Linked DNA regions of Homo sapiens: region 1 is linked to region 2. The links are chromatin loops, found by intact Hi-C in ENCODE. Cell type or tissue: ovary. All regions are shown on one strand. Each heading gives the region's core, and the rest is flanking DNA. Links, peaks and the distances in the headings are about the cores only. Region 1 overlaps KCNIP1-OT1 (KCNIP1 overlapping transcript 1). Region 2 holds the start of C5orf58 (chromosome 5 open reading frame 58).

Region 1 (5,378 bases), core at 244-5,243, 170 kb after region 2:
TATAATTCTACCATTTAATAAATGTACTATGTGCATTTATAAATTTTTTTCCAAGATTTTTTTTTCCCTTTGTAAATGGTTTTTCTGTACATAGTTATCATCATAGGCTGTTGTATTGGTTATCCATTGCTGTGTAACAAGCAGCCTCAAAATGTAGTGGCACCAGATGCTCAGGATTCTGCTGAGTGGTTCTTCTGGGCTGGGCTAGGCTGATCTCAGCTAGGATCACTCATGTACTTGCAGTCAGTCGGTCCCAGGGGCCTCCCTTGTGTCAGGTGGTTGCCTGGCTATCATGGGTGACAGGCTAGTGACTATGCCATGTGTTTCTCAGCAGGCTAGACGAGCCTGTTCTCATGGTGACAAGATGCAGAAGCAGTAGGGAAAGCAGAAGCTGCAAGTCCTCTAGAGGTCCAAGCTTGAAACTCACACTGTCACTTACAAGCATTTGATTGGTCCAAGCAGATCATGAGGCTAGCCCAGACTCAGTGGGGTAAAGAAAGTTTATTTCTTGATGGAGGAACTACAAAATATTGTGGCCATTTTTGCAATCTATCAGGACTGCGTGAAGTTTTTTACCTTTCCATTTTTAATTTATTATCGCATTATGATTTTTTCCTTACTAATACAAAGGATTCATGACATTATTTGGATAGTAGACAGACTACAGTTTACTTAAGCATCTCCCAATTATTAAACATAAAGATGACTTCCGGTTCTCCAGCACATAAATAAAGCTGCATGGAACATCTTGATGCAGACAGGTATTTCTGTAATTTTGATTGTTTCCTTGGGATAGACTCCCAGAAGTGGATTCAACCAGGCATAAATGGTTTTTGATATTCTGATAAATGAAAGAAATATGGATTAAATAATACATATGCCAAATTGCCCTGCAAAATTATGCTGCTTTACCTCCAGCCACAGAGAGAAAAGGGATTTTCTTTTCTTTTTTTTTTGAGATGAAGTCTTGCTCTGTTGCCCAGGGTGGAGTGCAGTGGTGCAATCTCGGCATACTGTAACCTCCGCCTCCAGGTATCAAGCGATTCTCCTACCTCAGCCTCCCAAGTAGCTGGGACTGCAGGCACCACCACCATGCCCAGTTAATTATTAGTATATTTTAATTTTTTAGTAGAGACAGGGTTTCGCCAGGTTAGCCAGGCTGGTCTTGAATTCTTGACCTCAGGTGATCTGCTCACCTTGGCCTCCCAAAGTGCTGGGATTATCAGCCTGAGCCGTTGTGCCCAGCTGAGAAGAGGGATTCTCAGCAGCAGCCTGGACTCAGGCATCCTTGCAGGGCCTCCTGGCTTCTCTTGATTCATTTTGTTTTCCTGGTGCCTCATGCCAGGAAGCTGGAATGAAGCACAACTGGGCAGACCCTTCCTTGGGCAAAAGTATTAGTGTCTGTGGTCATTGTTCTCTGACAGTCAGTTCTGTGGTACATAACGATTGGTTCAGGCCCCTGTGATCTTCTTGTCCATGTGAGACTGGATGAGGAGTCTCCTGGACCAGTGATGGTAACACCTGCACCCTGAGCTGGGGAGCAGGTGGTATCACAGACGAGCTCCCATCCCAGGCTGGCTCTCACAGTCCCTTTCCACAGCTGTGTTACCAGCCCCTGCTCAATCATGTTTCCATGTGATTCTCATGGAAACCTTGTGTGATTGGCAACACCAAGATTTGTCCCACATCCAGATAGAGACTAGGGGCTAGAATACCTCTCCCCTGCCCGTTTCTCCGGGCTTGACATTTCAGCCAGACACCTCTTCCACTTCCTCAAAACTTATCTGTCTCCTCTTTTACTTCCTCAGTTCCTTGTTTGTCTAAAACACCAGCTAACTGATAATTGCATTTATAGTTACTATGTTTTCCTCCTAGATAACAAGCTTCATTGAAGATTTTCTAAAAATATTTGGCTCTAATATAAGGGAAATTGGGATCACCATGAGCAGTGAGTTGGTGGGAGAGAGATTGGGGGTACGTTTATGGAAAATCACGGATCCGTGGGTCTGGAAGTTAAAAGAGGACTGGCCCTTTGAGCAAATAAATGAAGAGTAAGCTGGAGAGCTTGTGTGTATAGCATTTGAGGGCAAGGGCTCTGGAGTTCAACACACTCAGCCTCAAATCACCTACCCATTATTGGTCGTGTAAATGTGGCCAAGTTACTTGACTGCTCTGTGCCTTGGTTTTTCCATCTCTAAAATGGACATAATAACCCATACAGGGTTATTATAAGGATTTTGACAAGAAATGGCAGGTAGCAATAATTACACCTACTGAATTTAAAAAGTGGCTCAGGCACAAGAGGTGAGTGGCCTGTTCAAGGCAGCATGGCCTGGAAGACCTTCAGCAGGGGCCAGTAAGCTTACTAGCCCTCATACCCAGGAAAGCGGTTTATTTCTCCTCCCACATCAGCATCCCTCTCTTCTTCCTATGTCGGCCCCAGAAGGTTCACACCCTCTCCCTCTTAGGCTCCTTCCTCATTCCGAGGCCTGGAGGGTCTTTGCACAGAGAGGAATCTGCTTCCTGCCTAGAGCTTGGAGAACCCCAGGCCTTCCGCATTCATGAGGTCCAAGGCCAGGCAGGAGGCAAGGCCATGGGCCCAAATCTGTGCCATGAGTGTCAACAGAAGATCCCAAAGCTGGAGACCCCAAATAAAAACCCCAAGAGATGTGGGGGCATCAGCTTCCTCAGACTCAACCCAGCACCATTCAGCAGCTTTCAAGACCAAGAAGTCCATACTGTTCTCTTGCTCGCAAGATACTCAGCCTATGAAATCCTCAGCTAATGGAGTCCTCAGAGCAGCATGGAGCCTTGGGGGTGATTTTGAGGAACTGACACTGGGAAACAGCCTAGGGTCTGTGGTGCGCATGGTGGGCAGCAGCCCTTGCCTGTCCACACCACGGACCAGCTAACCATAGACGAGTTAAGAGTGACAGCATGCTACTGCTAGCGGGGGAAGCTGCACGTGCCATGGTTAAGGACCCCAGGGCTGGGTCTGTGCCCCATCATGTTGCGTAACAAGAAAGACAAGGATTGCAGGTGCTTTCCCACAACTAAGGTGGGTGCAGCTGCTGGGAATGGGAGAAACATTTATAGATCTAAGGATGGGCAGGAATTTAGAAAGGTAAGGGTACTGTCTGCCTTGGCTGATACTTTTATTTCCTTCTATCCATAAGTGTAACAAAAAAATTTTTTTAAATGCTATGTAAAGATAGGGAGGTTTGAAATTTTTACCAACAATCCCAATCCTTGAACACAAAGACTATTATCATATTTGTGACTGTTGAATATTTTTTAAAGACATGTTAATACTACAGGGAACTGCATTTCTATAGAATGCACTTTGGAAAGCATTGCCCTACAGTATTTATAAATTTCAGAACACATTTTAGGATCTGCCTTGTGTTGTTTCTGTCATCATTTTACATTTGCTAGTCTTGACTTCCAACCACCCAACACGCTTCCTGAGGGCAGGGCAAACTTGGACATTATTGACAGAACAAGTGCCCAATCTGAAAATGTGTCACATTCCTGCTCAGGTTCCAAACATGTCATAGCGGATTTATGGGTGTAAATTATACTGTTTGCTCAAAACACTACCTCATCTTCAGTGGCGTAGTGACAGTGACCTTCAAACTATGGTGGCATCTTAGCTATAGGGGTGTCCCTCAAAAAGCATGGGCTTTGTTGAAGCACAACTTACTCTGCTGTGTGACTTAAGTCAAATAGCTTAATCTCTCTCAGCCTCAACTTTCCCACCTGTAACCTGGGCAGGATAATAGTTTTTAGCTTCTAGAACAGATTAAGGGTGGTAATATGAGTGGACCATTTAGAGTAGCTCATGAGATAAAACTCAAATGCTAGCTGTTGTCATTTGGCTGTTAATGTTATCTTGAAATCCCACAGTAGTCAATAGTGGATGGCATTAATTGGAGGAGGGAATTGTTAGATAAAAGATGGTTACTAGATGATAGAAGGAGATTCAAATTATTGACTGGCAGAGAACTGTTTATGGAAGAGTTCTTGGCTCGTAAGAGCCTCAGTTAGATAGAGCAGGGCCATTGGAGGGAGACCAGTTGCTTGAATGCAAGCTGTTAATCCTCAGGGAATCTCCATGGCTCAGCCAGATCCTGGTCTGTAATCTGCTCTCACCACGGGCTGACTGAATGAGCTCATTGTCATGTAATTTAATAGGAGCCAGGTGTCTGTGATTTCCAAGAGCGTGAGCAGAATCATCCTGCACCCCAAACTAGGAGGGGGAAAAACACCTCGCAGAAGCACACTTGTCCCTAGCTGCTTTCCATGTGTCAGACAGAGAGGAAATTGTCCAATTCCAAATGCATTCCTATCCTTCTCGGGCGATGAGAGAAAGTAATTGGCATAGTTTGAGTGAAATGAAGGTGGTGGTTTGGGGTATTTGGTATTTCTTATTGGCATAAAGGAAAACTTGTATTTTAAATACCCCCTGGCTTCTTGAAGAACGCTTTCTCTGCTGTCACTGCGGCCCTTGTCAAAAAAACCTTAGCTGAAAAGAAAAAAGAATGCACAGAAAAAGAGCAGCAGAGTGAAGGCTCAGTCAGGCGGTGGGTCTTTTTGCGTGGGTATTTGAAGGAAGAAGGAAGGTGCTGGAGGGAAAGTCAGGCTGCTCTGGAAACATTTCAGTCCTGGAACACCTGGTCTCTAAAGGTGCCATCAATAGCACACACTCCCCAGGCACTGCAAAGTGGGCAAGCAGGTGGGGTTTGCCAGTGAGCAACCCTCAGGGCTGCAGAGGCGGGAGGGGCAGTACGGGGAGAGGCTCTATTCTAGGGACCCAACAATCAGTGACTGTTCATCTCCAGACTCAGCCTGATTACTGATGCACCCGAGCTCACACAGACCTAAGAGGCAGATCCAGGATGTGAACACTGGTCTGGCTGATGCTCAAGACTGTGCCATTCCTCTGCCCTCATGCCATCTCCTGAAGTTGAAATCTCAAACTTGGCTGTGTCACCACTGTCCTCCTTGGCTGGGAGTGGGTTCATAATTTACAAAAATCCATCAGGACACTCCCCTGGGACCACCTGCCTTCAGGGTCTTGAGGCCTCAAAAAGTTGCCCTCAGGGATTAGACCTGGGGTCACAATGTGTGCAATGTGGGTGTGAACTCATGTGTCCAGTTGCTCTCAGCAAGCCAACAAGTTCAAGTCACTTCTCCATCCCACGGCTTTGCTCTTGTAACTTGGGAACAAACAGTACCCCATGAATAAGTTCACAGAGGCAGGGTTGTGCAGTAGTGACACGCACAGGCTCTTGAGGCAGTCTGGGTTCCAATCCACCCCTGCCACCAGGATCGCCATGTAGGGTTGTGTGGCTTATGGCCCGTTCCAGAGCTCCAGG
Region 2 (5,378 bases), core at 280-5,279:
TGCTTAATCTTTCAAATGCTGGTCATGCTCCCCAGGTAATGATCCAACACATGCTTATGTTGCTGCCTCCCAAATTAGTGCACACAGGGTTGTACAAAGTCAGGTTCAGGAGGGAGTTGATGCTCCAGCAGGGAGCTGGTCCCTAGACACAGAGGCCAGCACTCTTAATTGATAATGAACAGACAGGAGGAAAATGGGAACCCTGAGATCTAGTGGAAGAAGTAAGATAATTTACTCAATTTGTTTTCCTGGAAATGAAGACTTTATGTCAAGAATCTGTAATAAAATTAGCCGAGGTGCACACACTCAACTCCATAAAACGCTTGATCACCTTGCTGGTCTGCAGCACCTTTTTCTATTTATGGGAGCATTTACCAGTTTTTAAATCCCTTTTGTTTGATTAACATTAGAATCAACAACTGCAATCTGTGTTGGGTTCCAGTAAAGTGTTGTATTTTCACACTTATTAAAGAAGATAGATTTTGTTTTAGGGCCTTAGCTGTAAGTCTCTAACCCTGAGTAGCAAACCATGCTTTTAAACTTTCATTTTATTAGGGAAAAAAAAACACAAAGAGACAAAATCTATAGTTATTTAAGTAGAGAAAACAGTGCAATAAGTAGTCATCACTGCTCCAAGACAGTTTTATAGAGAGAAATGCATTACTAAACCTATCTTTTTCTGAGTTTTTAATCTCTTTTATTCCTCTTAGAACACTTATTTAAAAGGAACACAAAGTTGATTTTTCTTTGTGAATAACTAATGGCTTAATGATGATCTATTCCAAATAGCAGTAGTTTTGATATATTCATAAGAAGCAGTCAGCATTTTGGATGGATCCAAGGCCTTTAGATTCTGCCAAAAATCCTGTGGATTGCAATTCACAGGTAGTAGAGCTATGATAGCTCCTGCAAACAATTGAGGAACCCAAAAATGAGTTCAGTGTGCTTGGGACAATAGGACACTCCAGCCTACCAACCCCAGTGCCCATCATCACTTGATTTTCAGGATTCTCAGTCTTAATGCTATCTCCACCCACCTACTTCTCCTAAGCACCTTATTTACTCCTGTAGTTATCCACAGGGAGTTTCTAAAAGTGAAGAAGTTTTTACTTCTTCATCATCAAAATAAGTGAGGAGGAGAAAGGATACATCCTGTAAGCTTTCTGTCAAGATAGTCTTATTCTGAAGTTAAGACCCTCCTCCTTTTATTTTCTTCCTTCTGTTTTGATTTTAAATTATCCTTGCTTTTATAATACAATGAAGCCAGTTCTTTTTGCTTGGTTTTATACATTAATGTCCTAATTTAGAAATAAATGTTGCTTACCCTATGTTGGTCTCCCCGTATTTGTATTCCTCTTTTAACTCTTTCAGTCATTCTAATTATATCAAGAAGAAAGTCTTGGTTTGTGCTAGACTGTCTTTAACACTTCTCTAACACTTAATAAGAACCCATTTTAACAAAAAAGATCAGGCTGCAGAAAACACTGCAACTGGTTGCGAGCGTATATACATGATTAAAATATGCCTTATTTTCACTGTCTTTATTTTTCCAATGACTTTATGAGTTTTGTTTGTTTGTTTTGGGATGGAGTCTCACTCTGTCACCTGGACTAGAGTGCAGTGGTGCGATCTCGGCTCACTGCAACCTCTGCCTCCCGGGTTCAAGCGATTCTCCTGCCTCAGCCTCCTGAGTAGGTGAGGTTACAGGTGGCCACCACTACGTCCAGCTAATTTTTTGTATTTTTAGTAGAGACGAGGTTTCACCATGTTGGCCAGGCTGGTCTCGAACTCCTGACCTCGTGATTCACCCACCTCAGCCTCCCAAAGTGCTGGGATTACAGGCGAGCCACCGTGCCTGGCCTGACTTTACGTTTTATTCTATTTAACACTGGTGATATAAAGATTTTTAAGTAGACTTAAATTTTAAAAATAAGTAGATTTAAAATATGAAGGCAATAATATAGCTTCGTATTTTACAAAGCTGGTTATCATTAAAAACTTCTTCACCTTTAGAAACTCCCTGTAGTTAACCACAGGAGACAATAAGGTGTTTAGGAGAAGATAATAATAATATGAGTGCCATAAGCACAGAATCTTAACAGTGGCCCAGCAATTAGTACAATTTAGGAACTACTGGTTTAGCCCATCCCTCTCAATAGAAAACAGATAAGGAAACAGAGACTCAGAATAAGGAAGATATTCTTTTCTAAGATCATACAGCTGGTTATCATTAAGCTCTGTTCTCCTCTGTCCCTCCTCATCTAGGTAATTGCATTCGACAACAAATTCTGCAGTGTTAAAGTGAAGGAAATTGGATATAAAATACCCAACAATTGTGATGTGGGCTTTCAGGAAGGTGATGGTTCAAGAGGCTGGTGTGTACTATAGGGGAGGCATAGACGCAAAGACTTGTTGTATAGCACCTTGTGCTGAAAGCCTAAACTCCTCAATTTCTCAGGGCACCAAGAAAAATCTTTGGGCCTGCCTCAAAGGTTGCAGTGGCAGAGATTCCTCTGGAGTCAAGCAAAAGACGGCTCGAATCCCAGCTTCTCAGCTTGGCAAAAAACCATTTTCCATGTCTCAACTCATCTCTTTATTCATGCTACTCTTTACTATTATCATTCCTATAAAATGTTATAGGAAAAATAATAGCTAACAGTTATGGAGCACTTGGTATCTGCCAAGCACCTCTGATGAATTATCTCACTTAACCCTCAAACTAACACTGGAAGGCAGTTATTATCGTTCCATACGATAGGTGAGGACATCTGCACTCTGAATAGTTAATCGCTTATCTGCATCTATACAACTAAGCAGGTGATAGAATAGGATTCAAACCCAAGTGGCTTCATTCCAGAGTCTGCACTTAACGCTACCGCTATCCTGTGCGACTCAAATGCAGATAAGGGTTGCAAAAGCCTGGCACACTGGGGGTAAGGAATGTCAGTGCTTTTTCCGCCAACGTGGCCGCGCGAGTCAGTTGTAACCCGGCATCCAGAACCTTCTCCGTAGGGGCCTTGCCTGGGACTACAACTCCCAGGATGCCGCAGGCGGAGAAGCTGGCCAATCAGGGGGCGCGGCTTCGCCTTCACCGTCGGCTCCCTGCTCCTGTCAGAACCTCGGTGACGGTTGGCCAGGTGGGTAGTGACGGCTGCTCGGTCTTGAAGGATCCTAATCTGGTTTGGGAGGGTGAAGACCGCTGAAATTTCCAGGCTGCCCGAGGCTCCACCTTCCACCACCCAACGGGTGGGCGGTGGGCCGGGCTGGCCTCGGAGCCTCTCCCTGGGTGTCGGTTGGGCCGAGAAGGGGACGGTTGGCTGGGTGGGCCTGGCGGCTGGTGGCTGTCCGTAGGCCGGGGTCACTCTGAGGGCATTTTACATTACCCTAATCCTGTCCACTTGGCAAGAAACTTAGTAAGCCCCAAAGGTTCATTCCAAATCCTGTCTGGGAGGGCGAGGACTGTGGAAACTTCCAGATGCCTCAGGCTCCATCTTTAGCTGTTGAGCGGGTGGTTGGGCCGCTCATGGCCCCAAAGATCTGGGGGGTCTTCATGGGCAGTTGGGTCGCTGAGGGCCCTAAAGATCTGGGGCTCCTCCCAGGTGTCAGTTGGGCCAAGGAGGAGGCTGGGCTTTCAGAGTAGAACCTGCGGTGCTAACGATGGCTCTGCAGGGCTGCGGGCTGAGGGCCTGGGCGGCGTCCTGTGGCCCGGAGATGGCGCTCTAGTGGTATCAGGCCTTGAGTCAGCGACATCCTGGCTTCTGACCCCCCATTCCTATGGCCCCTACAGTCTGGTCTCCGCTTCCCCACTCCCGGTGAATTGCTGTTGGAGCAGCCTCTCCTTTCTGGGTAGTGGCCTGGCCGAGCTCCCCGGGGAGGGCTTGACCCAGACCTGTCCTGCCTCCAGTCCAGTCCCAGCTACATTGTTGTGTAGCACCCCACTGTGCCCTCACCCCACCCACGCGCTGGGTGCTCGAGGGCCTAGGAGAACCAGAGTGGAGAGAGGCCACTGTCTTGGGCTCTAAAATCATTTAGTTTCTACTTTACTATTTTTAAAAAACTTTTGCCTTGTTTTTGAAGTTCTTTAATTCCACCACTCCACCCCTTGTTAAAATATCATCTTTCTTTTTCCCTGCAACTTGACTCTTGGTTTGGCATGCCCAAGGAAGGCAGCTGACATCCTGGAGAATGGGGTCTTGGGGGTAGATGCAAAGCGCATTTTATTAATGTCTGGGAAACAAAATTAGTTTTTTTACAGTGGCTCTGAAATGAGAGAAATTGCAGAAATTCTCCCTGCTCAGGAAAAGGTAGAGGCAAGGATTGACTTAAAGGTTAGTTTGTTTTCATTATTTTGGACAAGCAGCTTGACCCATGACTGCCCACCTTTCACACTGCTGGAGTTGTGTATGCTAATTGAGATGGAGTTTTTCAAGTCATTTTGAGAGACTGAACAGCTTAAGACTAGTTTCTAGTGAACCACCTCTCTGTATATTTGTATCTGACACAATTGGTTAAATACAGGTACTGTATAACATAGGAATGCGTTGATTTATACATTTCAGTTAACCAAAATTAAAATGTCTGTTACTCTAACTCCCAAAACCAAACCAGCCATTTGCCATACTCTTAGTGGATTATAATTGAATTATCCTCTTAATGAATTAGAATAAAATTCTTTTTTGAGTTTCACTGTGTACTTAAATCATATGTGGGCCCTGTTATTCAAGAATAAGTTAGAAAAAGACATGGACTTACATAAACAAAATTAGAGAAGATCTTAACACAAACGCTAAATTGTAAGGTAGTTTATAAGGGCTGAGGCTTTCTGAAAAGGGGACATCTTCATTTCCATTGTAAGCCCTATCTTGTGGATATGGTTTGATTGAGGAAGGAACCTCATCCTACAAATTCCAGTTGGAGTTTTTAGTTGGAAAAATATTACATAACACATTAATGCCTTTTGATGTTAGAATTCTAACCATTTATAAAGATTTGTTTCATAATTATTTCTGAAATAACAGATTTATAGAAATACTGAAAATGTAAGTATTTTAAAAGTACACATAAATACTGATTTATACATTGTTTCTGTTTTTCTTTTAAAATCAGATGGGTAAGAAGCGTGTTACTGATCATAAGCTAAATGTGGACAAAGTAATTAAAAATATTAACACAATTTCTTCGGAGTTGAAGAAGATAAAAGGTAAGTATTGAATCACTAAAATGTTTGCATGTCATTGTTATAAAATAAATGATAGAGCCAGTTTGTGTTTCTGCTGGGGTATAAGTAAATTTTGCCCACTAATTAGGATTTCTCTATTTCTTAACAAATGTTTTCAGTGTAAGTGAACTAGATCTCTAAAGATGAATTATGTTCGACT

Evidence for each region. A loop is a pair of places that touch in the nucleus more often than their neighbours do. Peaks named below come from ENCODE experiments on the same cell type or tissue, not always from the same donor. Only the 100,000 strongest peaks of a DNase experiment are listed, where the experiment ranks them.
Region 1: it touches region 2 in a loop (4-fold over the local background); 6 of 110 quality-filtered maps call a loop at or near these places.

Annotation. Positions count from the first base shown.
Region 1 is chr5:170,404,257-170,409,634 of GRCh38, forward strand. All of the region lies in intron 1 of KCNIP1-OT1 (KCNIP1 overlapping transcript 1), which reads left to right. It also overlaps a transcript of KCNIP1 not described here. Among named protein-coding and RNA genes, the nearest start is that of KCNIP1-OT1, 17 kb to the left of the region's middle. In ovary, for the core only: no CTCF peak of the experiment used is centred there; no DNase peak of the experiment used is centred there.
Region 2 is chr5:170,229,871-170,235,248 of GRCh38, forward strand. C5orf58 (chromosome 5 open reading frame 58) reads left to right here and starts at 3,115. Exons shown (of 4, transcript NM_001102609.3): 1 at 3,115-3,137; 2 at 4,245-4,328; 3 at 5,107-5,200. The coding sequence starts at 5,107. In ovary, for the core only: no CTCF peak of the experiment used is centred there; no DNase peak of the experiment used is centred there.